Linked DNA regions of Homo sapiens: region 1 is linked to region 2. A link is a contact called in ENCODE Hi-C or POLR2A ChIA-PET data. All regions are on one chromosome and are shown on one strand. The core of a region is the stretch at or near the end of the contact, and the rest is flanking DNA. Distances in the headings are between cores, read along the strand shown. Region 1 overlaps PRDM10 (PR/SET domain 10). Region 2 has its middle 22 kb from the start of PRDM10.

The links. Hi-C counts contacts between places; a loop is a spot of excess contacts on that map. ChIA-PET counts read pairs that join two places held with the same protein, here RNA polymerase II (POLR2A). Pooled maps may share reads with other maps.
Region 1: a pooled map shows a loop between it and region 2 (7-fold over the local background). The contact joins two enhancer-like sites. A Hi-C loop is called at or near these places in 17 of 37 single-sample maps with no recorded cell type and 5 of 50 pooled maps. POLR2A ChIA-PET finds 5 or more read pairs at or near these places in 4 of 52 experiments (B cell, BJ, CD4-positive, alpha-beta T cell and 1 more).

The regions. Positions count from the first base shown.
Region 1 is chr11:129,958,945-129,965,230 of GRCh38, forward strand. PRDM10 (PR/SET domain 10) reads right to left here. Exons shown (of 21, transcript NM_199437.2): 2 at 1,952-2,138. The coding sequence starts at 2,020. Among named protein-coding and RNA genes, the nearest start is that of PRDM10-DT, 41 kb to the right of the region's middle. RefSeq lists a silencer at 6,276-6,286. Within about 2 kb of position 1,472, at least 3 of the 41 ENCODE cell types and tissues checked have a DNase peak (open chromatin) inside an H3K27ac peak, as active enhancers do; they include OCI-LY7, where a contact is called at or near this core.
Region 2 is chr11:130,021,520-130,027,327 of GRCh38, forward strand. No RefSeq gene overlaps it. Among named protein-coding and RNA genes, the nearest start is that of PRDM10, 22 kb to the left of the region's middle. RefSeq lists a silencer at 1,927-2,006. Within about 2 kb of position 1,957, at least 4 of the 41 ENCODE cell types and tissues checked have a DNase peak (open chromatin) inside an H3K27ac peak, as active enhancers do; they include OCI-LY7, where a contact is called at or near this core.

The DNA of each region.
Region 1 (6,286 bases), core at 222-2,721, 63 kb before region 2:
AGGCCTGAGCTTGGCACATGGCCTGATGCCTGATATTGAAGGTCTGGAAGCAGATGGCCCAAGAACACATTTGGGAGAGAAATAATGTATGTGTTGCTATCGAAGTCACGCACTCTTAGGGTGGAATCCTTGCTCTTATACTGCCTTGGCTTTGGACCTAACTTTTTAATGTCAGTTTTCTCTAGTGAAGGATAGTAGATCCCCAAGATAATATAAACTAATTTAATCCCCAGAAGGAAACCTAAGAGACAAAATGTAATCAAACACCACAGAAATACAACAAACTTCCACCTCTACACGAAATGATTAGTCTGGCTTCTACATAAATTTGATTTGTCTGGAAGATAAAGTTTGTCTATTGGAAAAATTAGGCTCATATTTAAGCAGGCTTAATTGCTATAAGACAATTTTGTGACTTTCGATTTGTTCATTAACATCAAAGCCTTGAACTAGTTTCAGTGCTTAAGAAGGGAAAACATGTTTCCTCCAGACAAGCTATCCAAGCTTTTCTGCTTGGTCTTCATCATTCATTAAATCAGAATTCCCAGCTGGCGGAAGAACCAGTTGGGAGGAAGGAGTGCCACAGGGACCCTGACCTTGGCTATCTACTATCTGGTTACCCACAGACAGGGCCCTGGTCATGCAGTGTCACAACCAGATTTTCTTTTGTTTTGCTTTTTAATGAACTACAATTTTATTTATAAATAAGATATACCAAAATACATAGCTGCATGGAAATGACCTCAAAATGATTTCCAGGAGAAACAAAACAGAATTCTCATATACTCTGCTGAAACATCAGTGGAACTTTTTTAAGTAATCAGACTAAGACTTTATTTATTTTTATTTTTAGTGACAGGGTCTCATTCTGTCACCCAGGCTAGAGTGTAGTGGTGCAGTCATGGTTCACTGCAGCCTCCACCTCCTAGAGACATGACCGCACCACTATAGGCATGCACCACCATGTCCGGCTAATTTTTCTTTTTTTTTTTTTTTGGTAGAGTCAGGGCCTCACTTTGTTGCCCAGGCTGGTCCTAAACTCCTGGACTGAATCGAGCCTCCTGCCTTGCCCTCCCAAACTGCTGGGAATGGCATGAACCACCATATTTGGTCCATACTGAGACTTTTTAATCATACCAGATAACCAATTTTATTTATTGTATATTTATTATATTGCTTAAATTAAATAGAATCTGCATACTTAAATGTTTCAATGTAACTTCTTGATTTTGATACTGGTACTATGGTTATGTAATTTAATGAAACATTACACGTGTATGTTTACTACAATGTTTAAAAATTAAGTTTTATACTTTGGTCACACATAAAACATGGCTCCATATGACTGCTAATCATCCCAAATTCAATTCCATACCAAAAATGCAGAGATTTGCCTTCGCTAAGAACAGCCAAAATAACATGTGGTTGGTTCTAGCAGCAATCTGAAAGGCAAAGGTCATCGATGACAGCAGCATTTGGTCAAGTGACTAACCTCTAAAGTGGCTGACTCATAATGGAACAACTTTGACTTAGAGGTTTACATTCTGAATTTAAAAAGAAAAGAAAAGGCCACTCACTTTATAGACATACCTGTACTCATTACACACAAAGGACCAAACTACTATGGATAACGTAAAAGAAACAAACTATAGTTTGAGGTTTTCAGCAGCAATAACATAAATAAAGCGGGGTAGTAAAACAGATTATGACAGTAAATTGCAGACAAGGCGGAGAAGCCTATAGCTGGTGGTCTAGCTCTCCTAACTCACGGTGAGCCACATCGATGGAGCATTCAAGGGGCCAAAACAGTCCCTATTCCTTGTGTACGAGTTCTTCATGTCGGCTCCTAACGACTAGTCACTACTAGATAGCAGCTGTATTTCTTTGCTGTCAGCAAACTGAGTCCAGCTGAAAACCTCTCAATACCAAGCTGGAAAAGACCAGTCTTCACCTGTGCGGCATTCTGTTCATGCTCTGCAGATGTCGGCCACACATGCGAGCTTTCATCTTTGGAATCCATCTTCTCCCAACTGGACAGCTCCACGTCTGGCACACCTAGAGCAGCACAGGGTACAGGACAGTCATCTGTCTACCACACGTGTGTTCATGAAGGACGGAAAGGTCTGTCTGCAGCATGCCTGAGAAAACACAGAAAAGGAACCAAGACTTTCAGTAGATAAATACATTTTAATATATTATAATTTCAACCACAAATAATAAAAGAAAGCTTTGTCAAAAAGCAACACGCCTGGGCAAAAAAATGTAAAAATGAAGACATTATTTGTAATAATAGTATAGGCCAGGTACAGTGACTCACACCTGTAATCGCAGCTCTTTGGGGTTTTTTTGGGGGGGTGAGGGGAGTTGTTTTTGTTTTTGAGATGGAGTCTCGCTCTGTTGCCCAGGCTGGAGTGCAGTGGCACAATCTAGGCTCACTGCAACCTCCGCCTCCTAGGTTTAAGCGATTCTCCTGCCTCAGCCTCCTGAGTAGCTGGGACTACGGGCACGAGCAACCATGCCCAGCTAATTTTTTATATTTTTAGTAGAGATGTGTTTTCACCATGTTGGCCAGGCTGGTCTCAAACTCCTGAGCTCAAGTGATCCACCTGCCTTGGTCTCCCAAAGCGCTGGGATTACAGGCATGAGCCACCACACCCGGCCAATCCCAGCTCTTTGGGAGGCCAAGATGGAAGGATCACCTGAGGCCAGGAGTTTGAGACCAGCCTGGTTAACACGGTGAGACCCCATCTCTATTTAAGAAAAAGAAATTTTAAAAAAATAATAATATAATGTATTGCATGCTTGCTATGTTCTAAACACTCACTGGGGGTGGGTGTGTGTATATATAATATCTTATAAAATTATATATTTTGCATATATATTTGTGTATACATAAATGTGTGCATGTTTGTCTAATGCAATCCTCATTAAAAATATTAGTTCTAATTAAAATTAGTTGTCGTGAGGAGAATGAGTTTCTCAGATGCCAAATGCAGGCTCTTTCCTTGTAGACACTAACTTCCCATACCACCTTTACTCAAAATGAACAGCAGAATAATAAGTCTCAAGATGAGAGGAAGGCGGCAAGTGGAGGGAGCTACATTTTCTGCGTAAAAAATTTGGTGAATGCAAATACAAACTTTTTTTCTCACATGGTCAGTGTTGGAGTGATTAGCGGCCAAATAAAAAGCCTTACTAAACTTTAACATGCACAATACCTGCATCTCAAAATCTTATTCCTTCCCAAAACAGGCTTTTTAAGGTAGTCAGTCTTCCCTTTTGATGATGATAAAATGTTGGTATTTTAAAAGTCCACTTGACATTTGCTGTGTGAACAGGGCAGCAGCCACAATGCCAGAATAAAGACCAAAGAAGAAAGAAAGAGAAGGTACGTGAACTTCGAAAGTCTGTGCCCAACTCTGGAAAAGAGAGGATGCCATGTCCATCTTCTGAGCCATCCAGGTGCCTGTTCCTGCTTTGCCTCAACATTATCATTCTCATCCCCAAGCTGCAGCACCCCCCACCACACTTATTCACCCTGCATGCGCCCTACTCTTCCAATCCCCATTTGGGGGGGACTTGAAAGAATGCCACGTCCACCAACAGGTGAATGTAAGAAGAAAGGAACACAAGGGAACTTCATGGAGAAATGGGAATATCCTGTATCTTGCATCTGAATTGAGGTGGTGGTTACATAAGGAATATGTGTGTCAAAAGCTATCAACCTATTAAGATATGTGAATTTTATTACATTTAAATTATACCCTAATAAAGTTGATTTTTTTTAAAGCATACCTTCCTTATATAGCAGTACTATTTAAAAATATATACAAAGATATTCAGGGTGAGTTTCCTATGGTATATAAACTATATCTCAACAAAGCCATTATTTAAAGAAACAAAAGGTATTAAGAAAGGAATAGGCTGGGTGCAGTGGTTCACACCTGTAATCCCAGCACTTTGGGAGGACAAGGACGACATATCACTTGAGGCCAGGAGTGCAAGACTAGCCTGGGTAACATGGTGAAACCCCATCTCTACAAAAAATACAAAAATTAGCCAGGTGTGGTGGTGTGCACCTGTGGTCCCAGCTTCTTGGGAGTCTGAGGTGGAAGGATCGCTTGAGTCTGGGAGGCGGAGGTTACAGTGAGCCTAGATCACACCACTATACTCCTGCATGGGTCACAGAGTGAGACTCTATCTCAAAAAAAAAAAAAATGAAAGGAATAAATGTCACCAATCATCTAAAGATCTGTAAGAAGAAAACTACAAAATTGTACAAAAGGACATAAAAGGCTCAGTAATTACAAAATCAGAGCCCGGCGTGGTGGCACACACCTGTGGTCCCAGCTACTCAAGAGGCTGAGGGGGAGGATCCCTTGAGCCCAGTTCAAGGTTAGCCAGGGCAACACAGAGAGACCCTGCTGAAAGAAAAAAGAGAGAAGAGAAGAGAAGAGAAGAGAAGAGAAGAGAAGAGAAGAGAAGAGAAGAGAAGAGAAGAGAAGAGAAGAAGTCATAACATGTTCCATGTAGGAAACTTTTTTTTTAAAGTTGTTTATTTTGAAATAACTTCAGACATAAAAGTTGTCAAAATAGTACAAAGAATTCCTGTGTTTCTTCACTCCAGTTCCCTGCATGTTAACATTGTACCATGTTTACTTTACTATTTCCCCTCTTTCTCTTTCTTTCCCTCCCTTTTCTCACTTGAACCATTTGAGAGTAAGTTGCCAACACAATGCCCCTTTCCCCCTAAATTCCTAAGTGCCTAATTCTTAAAAACAAGAAGATTTTCTTATAACCACAGTACTACTATCAAAATGAGGCTGTTAACACGGTAACAGTAATATTACCTAATTCACAGACCTTATTCAAGTTTTGTCAACTCTAATGAATGTCCTTTAAAAAGAATACGACATTTTTTCTCCTGGCCTGGGATGCAATCCGGTACTGCACACAGCACGCTCAGCTGTCCTGCCCTTCAGTCTCCTTCAATCCCAAACGGTTCCCTGCTCTTTCTTGGTCTGCCATGACCTTGACATTTGTGAAATGCACAGGTCATTTATTTTTCAGAATGCTCCTCAATTTAAGTTTGTCTGATGTTTCTTCATGGTTAGATTCAGGATATGTATTTTTAGCAGAGACACCACAGAAGAGATGTGGTGTCCTTCCGATAGAGGAATTTGAGTGGCTTGTTTCCTTCAGCTTGGCTCACTGATGGCACAAATGCGCAGGCGTGTACTATGCTAGGCACTGGGGTGCTGCGGGGATCGGCAGGTACAGCCCATGCCCTCACAAAACACACACAGCCCAGAGAGTCTTTTTGTCTTTGTTTTCATTTCTAGAAAGGTATACTTTATTTCTTCTATTTTAATTTTATTTGTATCTCTTTTAATAGGTAGTAAATGCAGCTGGCTCAAAATTCAAAAGGCACAAAAAGGTATACAGTGGACAATCTCCCTACCTGGAATGCCCTAGCCGTTCCTCAGAAGCAACCTATATTATCAATTTATTGTATTTTCTTCCAAAAATTATTTTGTGTGCATACACACAAGCATACATATATACTCTCTCCCTCTCCAACCACAAATAGATGCACACTACTGATTCCATACAAGGTAGCATTTCTTCTATATCTTGTTTGTCCCATGTAATATCATACCTTTCATATTGTTCCATATATATACAGACATTCCTCATTCTTCATTACAGCTGCATATTTTTAATCTTGCATTCATAAACGCTTAGGTTATTTCTAATATTTTGCAATTACATGTGACACTATGATGAGAACTTTTGGACATACATTGCTTTACAATGTATCTTGCATTTTATGTGTTAGTATCCCACATTTTTTGGAATCTCTGAGGGAAGATACTAGCGCAGTTAAAGTGATTATCTATCATATGTAAAATGGAGATAATTTTATTGTGAGGGTGAAATGATGTATGTAACAACTCTAGGCACAAGGTCTAGTACATAGTAGGTGATTAAATATATCAATTTTCATATTTCACAAACGAGCCATACAGAGCTTCAGAATTTTCAAAACATTTTATACTCTTTAAAAATCTAACAATTTGGCTGGGCGAGGTGGCTCACGCCTGTAATCCCAGCACTTTGAGAGGCCGCAGCGGGCAGATCAGCCTGAGGTCAGCCTGAGGATTTGTCAGCAAGTCAGGAGGCTGAGGATTTTATCAGCAAGACAGGAGTTGCTTGAACGCAAAAGGAAGAGGTTGCAGAGAACCCAGATCGTGCCACTGCACTCCAGCCTGGGCGACACAGCAAG
Region 2 (5,808 bases), core at 707-3,206:
GAGCCCTCGCTCACTCTCGGGGCCTCCTCTGCCTGGGCTCCCACTTTGGCGGCACTTGAGGAGCCCTTCAGCCCGCCGCTGCACTCTGGGAGCCCCTTTCTGGGCTGGCCAAGGCCGGAGCCCGCTCCCTCAGCTTGCGGGGAGGTGTGGAGGGAGAGGCGCAGGCGGGAACCCAGGCTGCGTGCGGCGCTTGCGGGCCAGCGCGAGTTCCGGGTGGGCGTGGGCTGGGCGGACCCCGCGCTCGGAGCAGCCGGCCGGCCCTACCAGCCCTGGGCAGTGAGGGGCTTAGCGCCCGGGCCGGCAGCTGCTGTGCTCAATTTCTCGCCGGGCCTTAGCTGCCTTCCCGCGGGGCAGGGCTGGGGACCTGCAGCCCGCCATGCCTGAGACTCCCCCCACTCCGTGGGCTCCCGTGCGGCCCGAGCTTCCCCGACGAGAGCCGCCCCCTGCTCCACGCGCCCAGTCCCATCGATCACCGAAGGGCTGAGGAGTGAGGGCGCAGGGTGCACAGCCCCGGTGCGGGATCCACTGGGTGAAGCCAGCTGGGCTCCTGAGTCTGGTGGGGACGTGGAGAACCTTTATGTGTAGCTAAGGGATTGTAAATACACCAGTCGGCACTCTGTATCTAGCTCAAGGTTTGTAAACACACAAGTCAACACCCTGTGTCTAGCTCAGGGTTTGTGAGTGCACCAATCGACACTCTGTATCTAGCTACTCTGGTGGGGACTTGGAGAACCTTTGCGTCGACACTCTGTATCTAGCTAATCTGGTGGGGACGTGGAGAACCTTTGTGTCTAGCTCAGGGATTGTAAACGCACCAATCAGCACCCTGTCAAAACAGACCACTGGGCTCTACCAATCAGCAGGACGTGGGTGGGGCCAGATAAGAGAATAAAAGCAGGCTGCCCGAGCCAGCGGTGGCAACCCGCTCGGGTCGCCTTCCACACCGTGGGAGCTTTGTTCTTTCTCTCTTTGCAATAAATTTTGCTGCTGCTCACTCTTTGGGTCCAGACTGCCTGAAGAGCTGTAACACTCACCGTGAAAGTCTGCAGTTTTTCTCCTGAAGCCAGCGAGACCACGAACCAACCGGGAGGAACGAACAACTCCAGACACACCGCCTTAAGAGCTGTAACACTCACCGCGAAAGTCTGCAGCTTCGCTCCTGAGCCAGCAAAACTACGAACCCACCAGAAGGAAGAAACCGCGAACACATCCGAACATCAGAAGGAACAAACTCCGGACACACCGCCTTTAAGAACTGTAATGCTCACCGCGAGGGTCAGCGGCTTGATTCTTGAAGTCAGTGAGACCAAGAACCCACCAATTCCAGACACATAGCTATACCCCACTCTCCACAAAACACTGAAAAATTAGCCAGGGATGGTAACACACACTTGTAGTAGTAGCCACTCTGGAGGCTGAGGCTGGGATTGCTTGAGCCCATGAGTGTGAGACTGCAGTGAGGTGTGGTTATACTACTGCATTCAGCCTGGGCAACAGAGTGAAACCCTGTCTCTGCAAACCAACAGCACTGCCTTGGAAATTCAAACCAATGCAATAAAATATAGAACAAAAATAAGAGATAATTATTAGAAAAGAGAAAACAAAATTATCGTTACTTGCAGAGTATACAGTTAAGTCTACAAGAGTTTGGTGACTAGACACAAAATACAAATTAATAGTTTTCCATAAAGAGTAACAAAAATCACAGGAAATGCCAAAGAAAAATACAAGTTTATGGTGAACCTACTATGCACTTAACTTGATCCTTCAAAAAATGAGATGTGTGAGATGACTCAATTGTTAGAAATGATTTCTGGAATGCCTGAGGTCAAGGCTTCTGCCCCAGACACGCTTGACTGGCTCCACCACTTTGCCTATGGTCTGTTCACTTGCCAAGCCTAGTTTTGATTATCACTACTCCTCACTGACAGCAGGAAACACAACTGAGCAATCTGCGATTGTCTTTCCTCTGATCACACCAGTTGGTCCCAAGGGAGTTCATGGGTCACAGCCCAGCAGCCCCTTTGTGTGCTTTCACCTGTGTTGGATTGCTACCTGTTTGTTGGAGAAGGTTGCTTTCCAGCCTGTTTTAAACCAACAGTGGCCTTTTGCCATCATCTTCCCCCATGTTTATAATTTGGCTTGATGGCTAGCTGAACAATAATAGGGAAAATGACAAAAGAACATAATAGGGATGGAAGAGAAAAACAGTTGTATACTTTGGGCCAGTGGTTTGCTTGCTTTCCTTACAAACAGGAACAGAGAAGTAGTACTGGGAAGGAAAATGGAAAGAGAAAAACAAAAACAAACACAAAACCTTTAGTAGAGTAGGCTAAGAAGATATGAATGATTCGTGTTTTAAATGACAGCTCCCCGAAAACATTATAGAAAATACTTTCTTTTTTTTTTTTTTGAGATGAAGTCTTGCTCTGTTGCCCAAGCTGGAGTGCAGTGGCGTGATCTTGGCTCACTGCAAGCTCCGCCTCCCGGGTTCATGCCATTCTCCTGCCTTAGCCTCCAGAGTAGCTGGGACTACAGGCGACTGCCACCATGCTCGGCTAATTTTTTTTTTTTTTTTGTATTTTTAGTAGAGACGGGGTTTCACTGTGTTAGCCAGGATGGTCTCGATCTCCTGACCTTGTGACCCGCCCGCCTCGGCCTCCCAAAGTGCTGGGATTATAGGCTTGAGCCACAGCGCCCGGCCAGATAGAAAATACTTTCTAAGAATTTTCACTGATGAAACATTCAGACATCTTTTTTGTTGTTTACTTAAAGCTTAATTTTAAAAACGCAATACAGGGCAAAATATTTCTATCTGGAGTAAAACTCTTCTTTCTGTATAGTGTTCTACAACACACAGAGCCTTCCATATACATGGTCCCATTTGATCCAAGTGAGATTGCAAATATCGTGGCTGACCAAATGGTAAACTAGGGAGAATCTTATGATGAATGGGAGAAAGGAAATGGAAAATTTTTTGGAAAACAAAACCCTAAGCCAAATATAGCAAAGATTAAGATCTACAGGAACATTGTTCTGAATATTTATGGGTAATCCATGAATAATCCTCAGAAATAGATATTGCTCATGCAAATCAGATGAAAAGAATTTGGATGGATTTTTCCAGCACATATGGCAATAAAGCCTGTGAGAAGACTAAAAAGACAGTGACATTCTTTGTTGTTGTTGAGATGGAGTCTTGCTCTGTCACCCAGGCTAGAGTGTGGTGGTGCAATCTCAGCTCACTGCAACCTCTGCCTCCTGGGTTCAAGCAATTCTCCTGCCTCAGTCTCCTGAGTAGCTGGGACTACAGGTGCCCACCACCACGTCCGGCTAATTTTTGTATTTTTAGTAGAGACGGGGTTTCACCGTGTTGCCCAGGCTGGTCTCAAACTCCTGACCTCAAGTGATCCGCCTGCCTCCGCCCCCCCCAAAGTGCTGGGATTACAGGTGTGAGCCACAGTGCCCAGCCGACAGTGACATACTTGAGGGACATGGATGCAAAGTTTTAAACACTGAGAGGAAACTAAGTGCTATTGGTTAGAAAAATAATCCTTCTCTGTTAGTAAAACCACACTTCATTAAAAGAGACAGCAAGAAATGAGGAGAAACTCCACTGTACCCTGATACATACTATAATACTTCATGGTTTTGTTTGTTTGTTAGTTTTGAGACGGAGTCTCACTCTGTCACCCAGGCTGGAGTGCAGTGGCATGATCTCAGCTCACTGCAACCTCTGCCTCCCAGGTTCAAGTGATTCTCCTGCCTCAGCCTCCTGAGTAGCTGGGACTATAGGCACCCACCACCACGCCCAGCTAATTTTTGTATTTTTAGTAGAGATGGGGTTTCACCATGTTGCCCAGGCTGGTCTCAAACTCCTCACCTCAGGTGATTTGCCTGCCTTTGCCTCCCAAAGTGCTGGGATTACAGGTGTGAACCACTGAGCCCGGCTGATAGTTCATGTTTAGATTTTAAGTTGCTTGAGCTTGTTGTTCCCTCTCAGCAAACAGCAAGAGACAGACTGGTCCTGCATGGATTTAATCTTAGGACCTTTTCTCCTCCTTAGCAGTGTTTTTTATTTACTCTACTCATGTGGTCATGGAATGTAAATGTTCTCTTAACTGCTCTTTCTTATCATATTTAAAAAAACCAACAGAGAGCTTGAGAACTGAGTGTCTTCCCTTTCAAGTCTTCTCTTCACATTTCAATATGGCACCCAATTGCTTTTCACTGTAGTCAAGACACAATCAAATTTTTTTAAGTTTACATATTTTATTTCCTCACCAAGAAGAAGCATTAATCACTGATACCTAAAAATGCAATCATTGCTGGTGACTAGGTTTCTAGAAGAAATTTTTTTTTTTTTGAGGTGTAGTCTTGCTCTGCCATCCAAGCTAGAGTGCAGTTGCATGATCTTGGCTCACTGCAACCTCTGTCTCCTGGGTTCAAGCAATTCTCCTGCCTCAGCCTCCTGAGTAGCTGGGATTACAGGCACGCGCCACCACACCTGGCTAATTTTTGTGTTTTTAGTAGAGACGGGGTTTCACCATGTTGGTCAGGCTGGTCTCGAACTCCTGACCTTGTGATCCACCCACCTCAGCCTCCCAAAGTACTGGGATTACAGGCGTGAGCCACCACGCCCGGTCTAGAAGAAATATTTTTAAATTTTGTTTTTTCACACAAAAGTCACATACGCACACGAACATCTCAACTATTCATATTGTGTTCATGACCTACTCGTTCAGTTCATCCACATGTGATTTGTTTAAAAGTGTTCCCCCAGGTTAGAGAATAAAATAAGACCCGAGTTTTTAACATTGAATCCCTCTAAAATGTATGCAAAGTGCTGTCTTCAAATTCATATGTGCATTTCTTCTGAGGAGAGATAATAGTTTCTAGCACATTCTCCCTGAAGAGTCCAAGACCCCATAAAAACTAGAAATTGCAGGCTCACGCCTGTAATCCTAGCACTTTGGGAGGGTGAGGTGGGCGAAGTCAGGAGATCAAGACCATCCTGGCCAACATGGTGAAACCCCGTCTCTACTAAAAATACAAAAATTAGCCAGGCATGGTAGTGTGCACCTGTAGTCCCAGCTACTCGGGAGGCTGAGGCAGGGGAATCGCTTGAACCAGGGAGGCGGAGGTTGCAGTGAGCCTGTATCACGCCACTGCACTCCAGCCTGGTGACAGAGCGAGACTCCATCTCAGAAAAAAAAACCAAAAACTAGAAATCATTGCCTTGGCCAGTGCAGTGGCTCACGCCTGTAATCCCAGCACCTTGGGAGACCAAGGAGGGAGAATCACTTCAGCCCAGGAGTTCGAGACCAGCCTGGGCAACACGGTGCAACCCTACCTCTATAAAAAATGCAAAAATTAGCCGGGTGTGATAGCACGTGCCTGTAGTCCCAGCCACTTGGAAGGCTAAGGTGGAGGGATGTCTTGAGCCCAGGAGGCGGAGGTTGCAATGAGCCGAGATTTTGCCACTGCACTCAAGCCTGAGCGACAGAGCCAGACCCAGTTTCAAAAAAAGAAAAAAGGAAACAATCATTGCCTTATAATTACTGAAAACCAAGGGACTTTTATGTTAATGACATAGGAGTTTTAAAAACTTTTTATTTTTTAGGGACAGGGCCTTGCTGTGTTGCCCAGGGTGGAATGCAGTGGCACAATCACAGCTCACTACAGCCTTGATCTCCTGGCCTCAAGCAGTCCTCCCACCTCAGCCTCCCAAGTAGCTAGGACTAGATACATGTGCCACCATGCCTGGATCATTTAAAAAAAAATTTTTTTTTTTTTTGTAGGTGAGGA